Regions from separate parts of the Homo sapiens genome. Here region 1 is linked to region 2. Evidence: read pairs that join two places in POLR2A ChIA-PET (ENCODE). Cell type or tissue: A673. All regions are shown on one strand. Links, peaks and the distances in the headings refer to the core of each region. The heading gives the core; the rest is flanking DNA.

The links. Peaks named below come from ENCODE experiments on the same cell type or tissue, not always from the same donor. Only the 100,000 strongest peaks of a DNase experiment are listed, where the experiment ranks them.
Region 1: POLR2A ChIA-PET joins it to region 2 with 5 read pairs; 4 of 35 experiments call an interaction of 5 or more read pairs at or near these places.

The regions. Positions count from the first base shown.
Region 1 is chr4:158,911,666-158,917,058 of GRCh38, forward strand. It overlaps SPMIP2 (sperm microtubule inner protein 2), which reads right to left. Exons shown (of 5, transcript NM_152543.3): 4 at 3,505-3,694. Among named protein-coding and RNA genes, the nearest start is that of SPMIP2, 120 kb to the right of the region's middle. In A673, for the core only: no CTCF peak of the experiment used is centred there; a DNase peak (open chromatin) is centred at 2,766.
Region 2 is chr4:159,160,205-159,165,597 of GRCh38, forward strand. The region is part of intron 1 of RAPGEF2 (Rap guanine nucleotide exchange factor 2); the gene reads left to right. Among named protein-coding and RNA genes, the nearest start is that of MIR3688-1, 34 kb to the left of the region's middle. In A673, for the core only: no CTCF peak of the experiment used is centred there; a DNase peak (open chromatin) is centred at 4,957.

The DNA of each region.
Region 1 (5,393 bases), core at 166-5,165, 250 kb before region 2:
TTCCTGGGAGCTTGACAGAAATGCAAAATCTCAAACCCCATTTCAGACCTACTGAATCATAATCTGCATCTTAACAGGATCCCCAAGTGATTTGCATGACCTTTAAAATTTGAGAATACTGCTCTCAAACTCGAGTGGATGAGGAAAAGAATGTATCAGTCACTGAGACTGAAGTCTGTGTATTGGAATGAAGGGGGACAATGAGAACATTTGCCAGCAAAGAAATGAAATAGAAATAAATTATGTTAAAAGTGTCTATCATATGCACATAAATTATACAATGCATATGATATATGCATTGTATGAAGGAAAAAAACTACCAGAAATCCAGAAGGGGAAAATAATGAATGTATTATTGTATGAAGGAAATGTATAATAATAAATAATGAATGTATTATTGTATGAAGGAAAAAAACAACCAGAAATCCAGAAGGGGAAAATAATGAATGGAATAGAAGATAGAACTTAAGAGACATTTTGTGATTTAAAAAGAGAGATTAGGGCATTATAGAAGAAGTGGTTTAGAGACTTGCTCAATGGATTTCCAAAAGTATTTTTAAGAGCATTTTTGGGTAAATGTATATAAGAATGATACATACTGTTAAATCTCATAAATTGTACTTTTTAGAAACATTGTAATTAAGCTCTCTAACCTTAAGTTTATACATGGAAAACCAAACTCAAAGCATGGATATAAAATATTCCCATTTTCAACCATCTATTTTGATGGGAAAGTTTATGATACTGTCTATAGGTTTAAGCTTTTAAAATTTCCCCCAAGTCACCCAGTAACACAGACAAATTTCTACTTAAGAGACTTTCAGTGCCTGGTTCTGATTCTTGTCGTGTAAGAATGGAAAATGTGTTGGCATCTCAAGTAAGAATAGTAATGATAGCCACTCACTGGGGGCTATGTGTGAGGCACTGCGTTGGAGGCTTTTCACATGTGGTATTCATTATTTGCTTTCAAATATGTAAGAACATTTGTTCCAATTTATTTTCCCTAAAGAGGATTCATGTAAAAGAGAGGGGTGTTGAGTATTTATTGAAGCATCCACACAAATTCTGCAGGACAGTCCAAAAAATGGATTTGTGGGACAAGTATCTAAAGTAACTCTGGAAATTTAGAAGAAAGCCTCATTGATAAAAAGATAAATTATTTTGAATGATTCAGTATTTTGTTTATTTCTGGAATGGAAGGGGTATGACCAAGTGCTCAACTACTCTCAGGAATAATGGGTTAAACCGACCTCAGGTGCCTCTTGATGTGATGCACTGAGCATGAGGCAACGTCACTTATCTGGGATTCCTGACAAAAACACGTAACCTGAACCCACTCGTGAGGAAACATCAGACAAGCCCATACTGAAAGATTCAGAACTGGCCTGGATTCCTCAAAAGTGTCCATGTTATAAAAGACCAGAGTGAGGAACTCCTCCACATTGAAGAGGACTAAAGAGACGTGATAACTCAATGTAATACATGGTCCTAGACTGAATCCTGGATCAGAATATTACAAAGGTCGTCAGTTAATACTTTTTGTTGTTGCTGTTGTTGTTGTTGTTGTTATTTTTTAAGACAGTCAGGCTCTCTGTCACGCAGGCTGGAGTGCAGTGATGCAATCATAGCTCACTGCAGACTTGCAGACCTGTGATCGAGCAAGCCTCCCACCTCAGCCTCCTGAGTAGCTGGGATTACAGGCATGCACCACCACCCCTGCCTAATTTTTTATATTTTTTGTAAAGATGGGGTCTCACTATGTTGCCCAGGCTGCTCTCAAACTTGGGCTCAAGTGATTCTCCCACCTCAGCCTCCCAAAGTGCTGGGTTTATAGGTGTGAAACACCACCATCTGCTATTTAGTAAAATTCGACTATGAACTTTAGATTAGATAATAATACTCTATCAATGTTAAATTTCCTGAATCTTATAAATTGTACTGTGTTTATGTGAGACAGCATCCTTGTTCTTAGGAAATACACCCTGAAATATTTAGGAGTAAAGGGTCTAGCCTGTAGACCATTTATTCCACAGGGTCTGTGCCTGTAGTCCTAGCTACTCAGGAGGCTGAGGTGGGAGGATTGTTTGAACCCAGGAGTTCAAGGCTGCGGTGCACTATGGTTGTGCCCATGAATAGCCAATGCACTCCAGCCTGGGCAACATAGTGAGACCCCCATATCTTAAAAAAAAAAAAAAAGACAAGAGAAGTTGGGGGGCATCATGTCTGCAACTTGCACTCAAATGGTGTAAGAGAGAGAGGAAGAAAGCGAACATAAAAGCAAATAAAATTAACAACAGATGGGGCTGGGGAAAGAGTATATCACGTTCTTAGAGCTGTTGTTACAACATGCTCTACAAATTTGAAATCAAAATAAGAAGTCTTTTAACAGATTTTTTAATGCAAAAAATATTTCAACTGGATTTGGCGAATGATAGAGGCGTTTGGGATAATTTAGTCTGTAATAGCTCTAATCTGACACAAAATTAGTTCAGTGACAGAAAGTAACTAATCCAAGCCCTCCTCCACACACACTGCAATAAATCATTTCACTTGGACCCATCTCAAAATTCAGACTACATTGAAATGTTAGATGTCGAACTGTTCCCTTTTTCAATACGAAGTATTCCTAAGGTCAGGATCTACTGAGGAGGACAGCTAAGTCTCCTGCCATCACAAAATGTCTCAAATAGACATAATGGCTTGCTGATGAATCAGATCTCTGGCAACAGAGGGTGAGTAATATTCTAGTGAATTGGCAAGATTCTCCAAAAGAGCAAGAAGTCTTTTTATGCGTAGGGAACAGGAGTCTCTGAATGGGCCTGAGCTATTCTATTCCTTTTTCTAGCATGGAAATCTGCTGTCAAACTCTATTGAAAAACTGGACGCCTGCAAAGTTCATTGTGCTGTGGGATTAGACAGAAAGCTATTATTGGCGTATGGTTTGTACACAGACCTCAGGAAATAGTTGTTGAATATATACTTCCACATTCTTTAATTCTCCTCCTAACTCTATAAAATATTCAAAACAGATACCAAAATCCCCATTTTACTTATAAAAACCCATACAGGGAAATTATGCAACTTGCCCAAGATTCCATAAATAGTTTAGGGGACAACCTAGAATTCAAACGGGTATAAGCTTACTCTGCTAACCAGTTTGTGAGGTTTTGAGTGGAGTTACAGATTTACCTCCATTTCACAAACGGTGCTTTCTCAGCTCTTGGAACTCACAGGGGTCGCCATTCTCTCAAGGTTAAACCTAGTGATAAGAAATTCTGAGGACACAACCTCTTGTTTTCTTTAACTATAAAAGGTGAATAATGCCCACTTACCCACTGAATAAACATCACTGTGGCAATCCAGTATAAATTACAAAATGCTTCGATAGGTTAAAAGAAGCTACAAAACTGATTATTAGTATTACTATGAGAAACCTGTCCCTGATTTATATGTTAAAGCAGCCTGACTTTTTCTATGACGATTTAGAAAAGCAAAACATCATACCTTTTCCTTTTTTGGTAGCTTCGGCAGCTTAGGTGGTTTGGAAGCTCTTGGCAATGATGACTTACACTGCCTAACAAGAATAGCCCATTTGGAATTTCTCTGATCAGTGTCCTCGAAAGCACTCATATGCCAGGCAAAAGAAGCGCGACTCTGTTTTCCTTGCATATCCAGGACATGAGGTTTTGGTTGCCTGGAATAGGAACAAATTGGTTCTGAAATGGAAAAGAGCTAGAAACAAGGCCACCAGTTTTCAGATAGTTGAGATTTGTCTGTTTTTCTAGTAATTTAAGGTGATTCTAGCCATGTGGCTTAGGAAAGCTGAAGACCTGACCCATCCTGGGAAGTTTCTGAACTCTCTCCACTCTACATCACTGGACTGCTAGAGATCCAAAGAACCACCCCCAAGATGGACACCTATCTATGAAGCTTGTTGACGAATGCACTACTGTCCTTTCAGAGCCAAGCATGGAAGATGCTGTGAAGTTGAAGGTGATATGCTAACACTGAGGCTTCATGAGACCCATGTGATCTCCTGAAGGACATGGCCTATCCATTTTGAGGTCTCATGGACATTCAGGAAAACACCAGCTTTTCTATTCCAAGCTCTGGCTTTGGACTGCATTTTAGAGGAAAGATCTAAGCTTCTTCCTCTTTCCCTGGTGAGATCCTTGGCTAAGTTCTAACAACCCTAAATTAGAACATTATCTCAGCCCTGCTTTTCCATTATAAAAGGCTGACTCTGGGGAACAGACAGAAACAGGATTGTAAGGGTAGGGATTTGCCAACTCATTTGGAAAGCTGTTGTTTCTTAGAGAGCCTCTTGGGACTTCTTATTCACCATCCTTCCACCTGGGCTGCAAGAGCCCCTTGGGGACTGCAAAGTTCTCTTTCTAGAATCTGAGTCTGTGGGTTCCCAAGGTCTTTGGACCATGATTTGTGGGAGATTTGCATCGCCCTTCACTCACTCAAGAATCTACAGGCTCTTTCTACATGGCTGGCACAGTACAAGGCACCGTGAGGACCAGCAGTAATAAGATAAAGCCCCTGTTGTCACAGAGCTTATATACCTGTGGGGGAGACAAAAAATAAACAGATAACTGAAATATTTGGGAAGTACTAGGAAAAAAAATTAAGGCAGATGAGTAGAAAATCTTGGGCATGCTATTTTCGTGAGGTTAGACAAGAGAGGACGAGGTAATGTTTGAGCAGAGATCTCAGTGAAGCAAGAGTGTGAGCCATTCTCCCAGCATACAGAGGTCAGGCAGTTCCTTCCTGCTCCTGAGAATCACAGAATCCCTGTGGTGGGAGGGAAGTGACCATGGCTGTCTCCAGCAGACCCTCCCCTGACATCCCATCATCCTAGAATAAAGTCTGAGCTCCTCAGCATAGCATGCAGGGAAGTTTGTTGTTGCTGTTTGGTTTTTGTCTGCTTTTGCTTTATGTATGTACATATGTATGTATGTATGTATGTATGTATGTATGTATGTTTGTAGAGATGGAGTCTCGCTCTGTCACCCAGGCTGGAGTGCAATGACACGATCTCTGCTCACTGCAACCACCACCTCCCAGGTTCAATCAATTCTCCTGCCTCATCCTCCCAAGTAGCTGGGATTACAGGTGTACACCACCACCTCCAGTAAATTTTTGTATTTTTAGTAGAGATAGGGTTTCACCATGTCGACCAAGCTGGTCTTGAACTCCTGACCTCAGGCCATCCTCCCACCTCAGCCTCCCAAAGTGCTGGGATTACAGGCATGAGTCACCACCCAGCCTGTCTGCTTTCTTTTTAAAAATGGTCCTGCTGGGCATGGTGGCTCATGCCTGTAATCCCAGCACTTTGGGAAGCTCAGGCAGGCAGAACACGAGGTCAGGGGATCAAGACCATCCTG
Region 2 (5,393 bases), core at 118-5,117:
GATTCCCATTCTTTCCTATCAACAACTGATAGTTGTGCTTTTATATAAAATGTTAATAATATCTGATACTTACAGAAAGCCAGGCACTGTGCTTTATATTTTGCCTGTTTTATCTTACTTAATTCTCTCCCAACCCAGTGAAGAACATGTTTTCTCACATTATACAGATGAGGACAGTTGATATACTTTGCCTAAGGTCATACATTACACAGTAAATGCTAGAACTGAAGCTTCAAACCCATCTGTTTCTGATTTTAAATCCTCACTCATGTAACATGGATATTGTTGGCAGTGTTGGGACTATGGCTAGAAAGTGTTTGTTTCACTTATTTCAATAGCAAACTTCAGTAGCAATTTGAAGAAAGTCAACTTCAAACTAACTGCATTGCCTGCGCACAGAGCTTAGACCAGAGTTAGGTATGTATCTTTAACATGATATTCAGTATATCTTTTTCTGTATGTAGCAAACTATATGGATGAAGATCTGTTACTTTGTGCCTTAAAATAACGACTCCAAAAGGAAGTGGATTTGATTTAAGTGAATTTGTAGTGCATGCTCTATTCACCTATTCCTGTACATCATTTTTTTTTCTCTTCCACAATGAAATTTTTTGAGTACGATGTAGGAAATCATCTTAAAGTGGAGTGTACTTACCCACATCAGGGTTTAAAAGGTAAAATTTCTTCTATAGCTTTGTCTATATTACATTTTTACCCTTCCATTTGAAACTAATTAGAAATATTAGTGATCAAGTATCCGAACCTAATTAGAAATTAAAGTTTTTTTTAATCATAGGTTTTGAATTCATAGCTTAAAAAAATGCTTCTGATTGAAGATAAGATGGGAATTTACATGGGATAAAAGAAAAAAGTACCTTAAATGAGGACATTCCCATGTATGATTAAAAAAACATTCTGGATGTAAACATTAAAAACGGATTTCTGTGTGTCATCCTAAAGATTTTGAGATTCATGTATTAATTTGTTTTCAGAAATTAAAGGGATTACAATTGTTAGTAAAATTGAACTTCGTAATAATATTTTCTCTGGTATTAGTTTCAGAAAGCCAGTGATTAGAAGAGATGTTAACTGTGTTTGGAGGTAGTTTCTTTATGAATAGTTAAAATTGTATTTTCAAAAATTTGTATCATAAACAATATGTAGTTTCCCTGTAGGTTTTCTTTTTGCGAAGTGTTACTTAATTGAAGAAATAATTTAGGCTGGGCACCGTGGTTTATGCCTGTAATCCCAGCACTTTGGGAGGCCAAGGCAGGTGGATTGCCGAGCCCAGGAGTTTGAGACTAGCCTGAGCAACATGGTGAAACCCTGTTTCTACCAAAAATACAAAAATTAGCCAGGTGTGGTGACACTTGCCTGTAGTCCCAGCTACTCAGGGGGCTGAGGCAGGAGGATCGATTGAGCCTGTGAGCCCAAGAGGTCAAGGCTGCAATGAGCCATGATCACGCCACTGCACTCCAGCCTGGGTGACAGAGCAAGGTCCTGTCTCAAAAATAAAAATAAAAAAAATTTAGATTGTGATGGCAGTTATGATAGTTAATCACAGCCAAACATAATTGCTTATCTTCATACATATTAAATTTGATTCCTTGTGTGATCAGGTTTGATGCATAAACCAAGGATGGTGATACCTTTCAAGAATCTAACTGGTGCTTAATAGAGGAAGTTAAGACTTTTAAAAAGTGAGCTATAGTAATTTAGATTATCTTCCAAATCTATTCTAAACTTTTATAGTCTTTTAAAGCATGCATCATAACGTTCTGGAGAGAAAAATCTGCAGAATGCAGCATGCAAACAGCTGTAAAGTAAACCGTAAATTTTGTTCATTTATATGTTGTCTCTAACATATTTTTAAGTGTTTGTTAAAAATCTGGAATCTTTGCTGGGTGTGGTAGGTCGTGCTTGTAATCCCAGCACTTTGGGAGGCTGAGGTGGGATGATTGCTTAAAGCCAAGAGTTTAATACTCGCCTGAGCAATATAGTGAGACTGTGTTTCTTCAAAAAAAAAAAAAAAAAAAATAGCTGGATGTGGTAGCGTGTACTTGTAGTCCCAAGTAGCTGGGACTACAAGTACAAGGCAAGAGGATTGTTTGAGCCCAGGAGTTTGGGGGTTACAGTGAGCTATGATAACACTGCACTCCAGCCTGGATGACAGAGTGAGATACTGTCTCTTAAAAAAAAAAAAAAAGGTCTGGGAATCTTTATATTGAAAAAATTAATTATTATAATTGTTCTTAGAAAATAATTTTCAACCACCTGGGAAGCATATTCGTAAATCTTTACACTTAAAATTCAGGTTTGTTGTATATATTAATGAACCTGGATTGTAGAACCTACTTAAATCCTGCCTACATCTGCACAGTGTCTGCCAGCTATCAAAATAGAACCTAAGGGTTTTGCTGGTGTTCTCTCATTTAATGAGGTACCAGGTAACAAAAAGAAGATTCTAGATTATAGCCCTCAGCCACCCTGTGCATTGAGTTTTCAAATGGAATTGATTCTCAGGTTATAAGTAACTTGTCCACAGTTAAAAACCATGCAAGTTGCAGAGGTGTAGATTTTATCTCAGCCTGGCTCCAGAGATCAGTCTGTTACCCACAGTGCCAGCATGCAAGGTATATTAAAGTACACATTTTAAGTTGTCTCTTTTATTGTTCCTTGTAATTTTTTTTTCCGTAAGATTACCCAGGGAGGAAGAAATAGATGAAATACCAGAGAGGTTAGGCAGTGGACTATAATCTAGAATCTTCTTTTTGTTACCTGGTACCTCCTCACTCCGAAACACCTGTTCCAAAAAGGAGTTAGTTATTTCTGATGATGACTGTGCACCACTTGCTGAGCTTTGTAAAGGGCTTAATTTTGTTTCTTTTTGTATCATACTATTCCAGAAAAGGTAGCTAGTAGGTATTTATCCTTACCAAAAGATGGGCATGCTTGAAGTAAATGGTTCAATTATAAGAGTGGGGTGGTTTTTCTTATTCCAATAATTTTATACATTATTATTTTACCTATTTTACAGATTTGTAAAATGTGGCAATTGTGACAGAATTTTTTCCCTCCAGAACCCCCAATAATATCCTGTTAGTGCCTCACATAATGAGAGATGATCATGGAGACATTTTATTGTGAGGTATAAATGTTGAGTGTTGAATAAGCACTTTGTCTTGATGGAGAATTACTTTGCTTTTCTGGGGTGGTAAAAATGGTTGTTTATACTGATAGAATAAAGCAAATAAGAAAGTTTATAAAAGCTCAGTGAAAATTCAAGAGCACTCTAAATATAAGCTTATATTTCTCGTATCATGTGTTGTACAAAATTTAGGCTTATGTGCAAAAATAAAAGATCTGATTAAAATGTTTACTTAAATGCATAAATGAATACAGTGGAACTGTCTAAGACATGTCAAGAAAATTTGGTGTTAATCTATTTAAATTTTTTGGTAAGCATAAAAATCACTTTTTCTAGTGTACTGGAAGAAAAGTTATTTACTGACTCAGCACATTTTAATTGAGTCCTTACTGTGTGCTAGAGACTGTATAGTTTTAAAAAATGCCAAGAAGGGGTTACTGAAAGATGAAAGGATCTGAAAAACAAAGGGATTATTACATCAGTAAAAATCACATCAGGGGTCTGTCTAGATGAGTGTGAAGAAATTATAGTACATGGATAAAATGAGCAAACTTAGGTTGTATCTCACATATCAGGGCTACTTGTGAGGTTTCATAAAATATGACTTCAAAGTTTGTTGGGTAGATAATGATAACATGTATCAGTAGTACTGGTAGTTTTTTTTTTTTTTGAGACGGAGTCTCGCCGTGTCCCCCAGGCTGGAGTGCAGTGGCGCAATCTCAGCTCACTGCAAGCTCCACCTCCTGGGTTCACGCCATTCTCCTGCCTCAGCCTCCTGAGTAGCTGGGACTACAGGCGCCCACCACCACACCCAGCTAATTTTTTGTATTTTTAGTAGAGGCGGGGTTTCACCGTGTTAGCCAGGATGGTCTCGATGTCCTGACCTTGTGATCCGCCCGCCTCAGCCTCCCAAAGTGCTGGGATTACAGGCGTGAGCCACTGCACCCGGCTGTTTTTTTTTTTTTTTCCTTCTTCTTCTTTATTAAACGGGAGAGACAGGAAGGAGAAGGGGAGAGAATATAAGAACAAATTTGAATGAATGAGAGGAGTGAAAACGAAAATATCTGTATTTTGGATTTGAAAATTCTACTGTAGCAGATAATAATAACCTGGCTTATTATGGAGTTAGTGTATGTGTGTAGCAGTTTGAAAACTGTCTTTGATATCTTTCCTTTTGGTGATTATTAGATATAAATTATCTACATGTGAAATTTCATGGAAATTAGAGATAATATAGAATATTCAGCACAGTGTCTGGCATATAATAGGTAGTTATTGTTGATAAATCATTTATATGAATACATTCATATAATGTGGGTGGTACAGTACAATGCAATGGTTTAAATAATGGCTTGAAACAGTAAGCTTGAAACTGATATTTTGGTTTGATAGTTTATATTACTAAGCTGTTGAGATGTGACGTCGCTACAAAAATAATAAATTTAGCCCAATATCAAAATAGTAAAACTGACTGCTAGGATCATAAAAATTTAGCTTTCCAGCGTATTTTGTGACTTAGTTCAGTTTGCTATTTTTGTTTTAAGAAAAATGAAGTTCAAAATATTGCAAGCACACAGGATGGTATAAAATACAGCAGTGTATTCCTGCTGAAAATCTTTAACATACTGTTGAAAATCTTTAGTAGAGGAATATATTCTGCACATTTAAAAAAATCTCACACAAAGAGCCTTCTATGTTTCTTAAAGAATTTTTTTTTTCTTTTTTGGGGAAGGGGAAAAGGTCTGTAGGATAAGCTTATTTAATATGACATCAGTTGAATAAAGCCAGCTGTGAGTAATTATCTCCGATATTTGATTTCCAGCTGTTTTGTTGAACTGTTATGGGCTCTCAAGGTATTTGGATATTAATTAAATGATGACTCATTACAAAGGAGTCTTGTTTTAAATACTACTTTATAAAATAGAACATTAAAATAGACCAACTGGTACAAAGTTTTAATCTTTTCTGGAGTAACTATTTTTTCCTACCTGGTTCATTTTCATGTTTATTTTAAAGTCAATACATTTTTAACTTGGAGGAAATCATTCAGATCGGATATGTTTTGGTAATTATTTTATATAATTGTATGTATATCTATATATCTCTATCTGTATACATAAATATAATTAAATGTGTCTTCTCTTTGCCTAAAGGTTTTTGAAGTCAGGTTATCATTAGTGAATAATTCATATCAGGTTGAATATAAGAGCAGGTATTTTCATTTTAGCATGTTGGATACTGGACA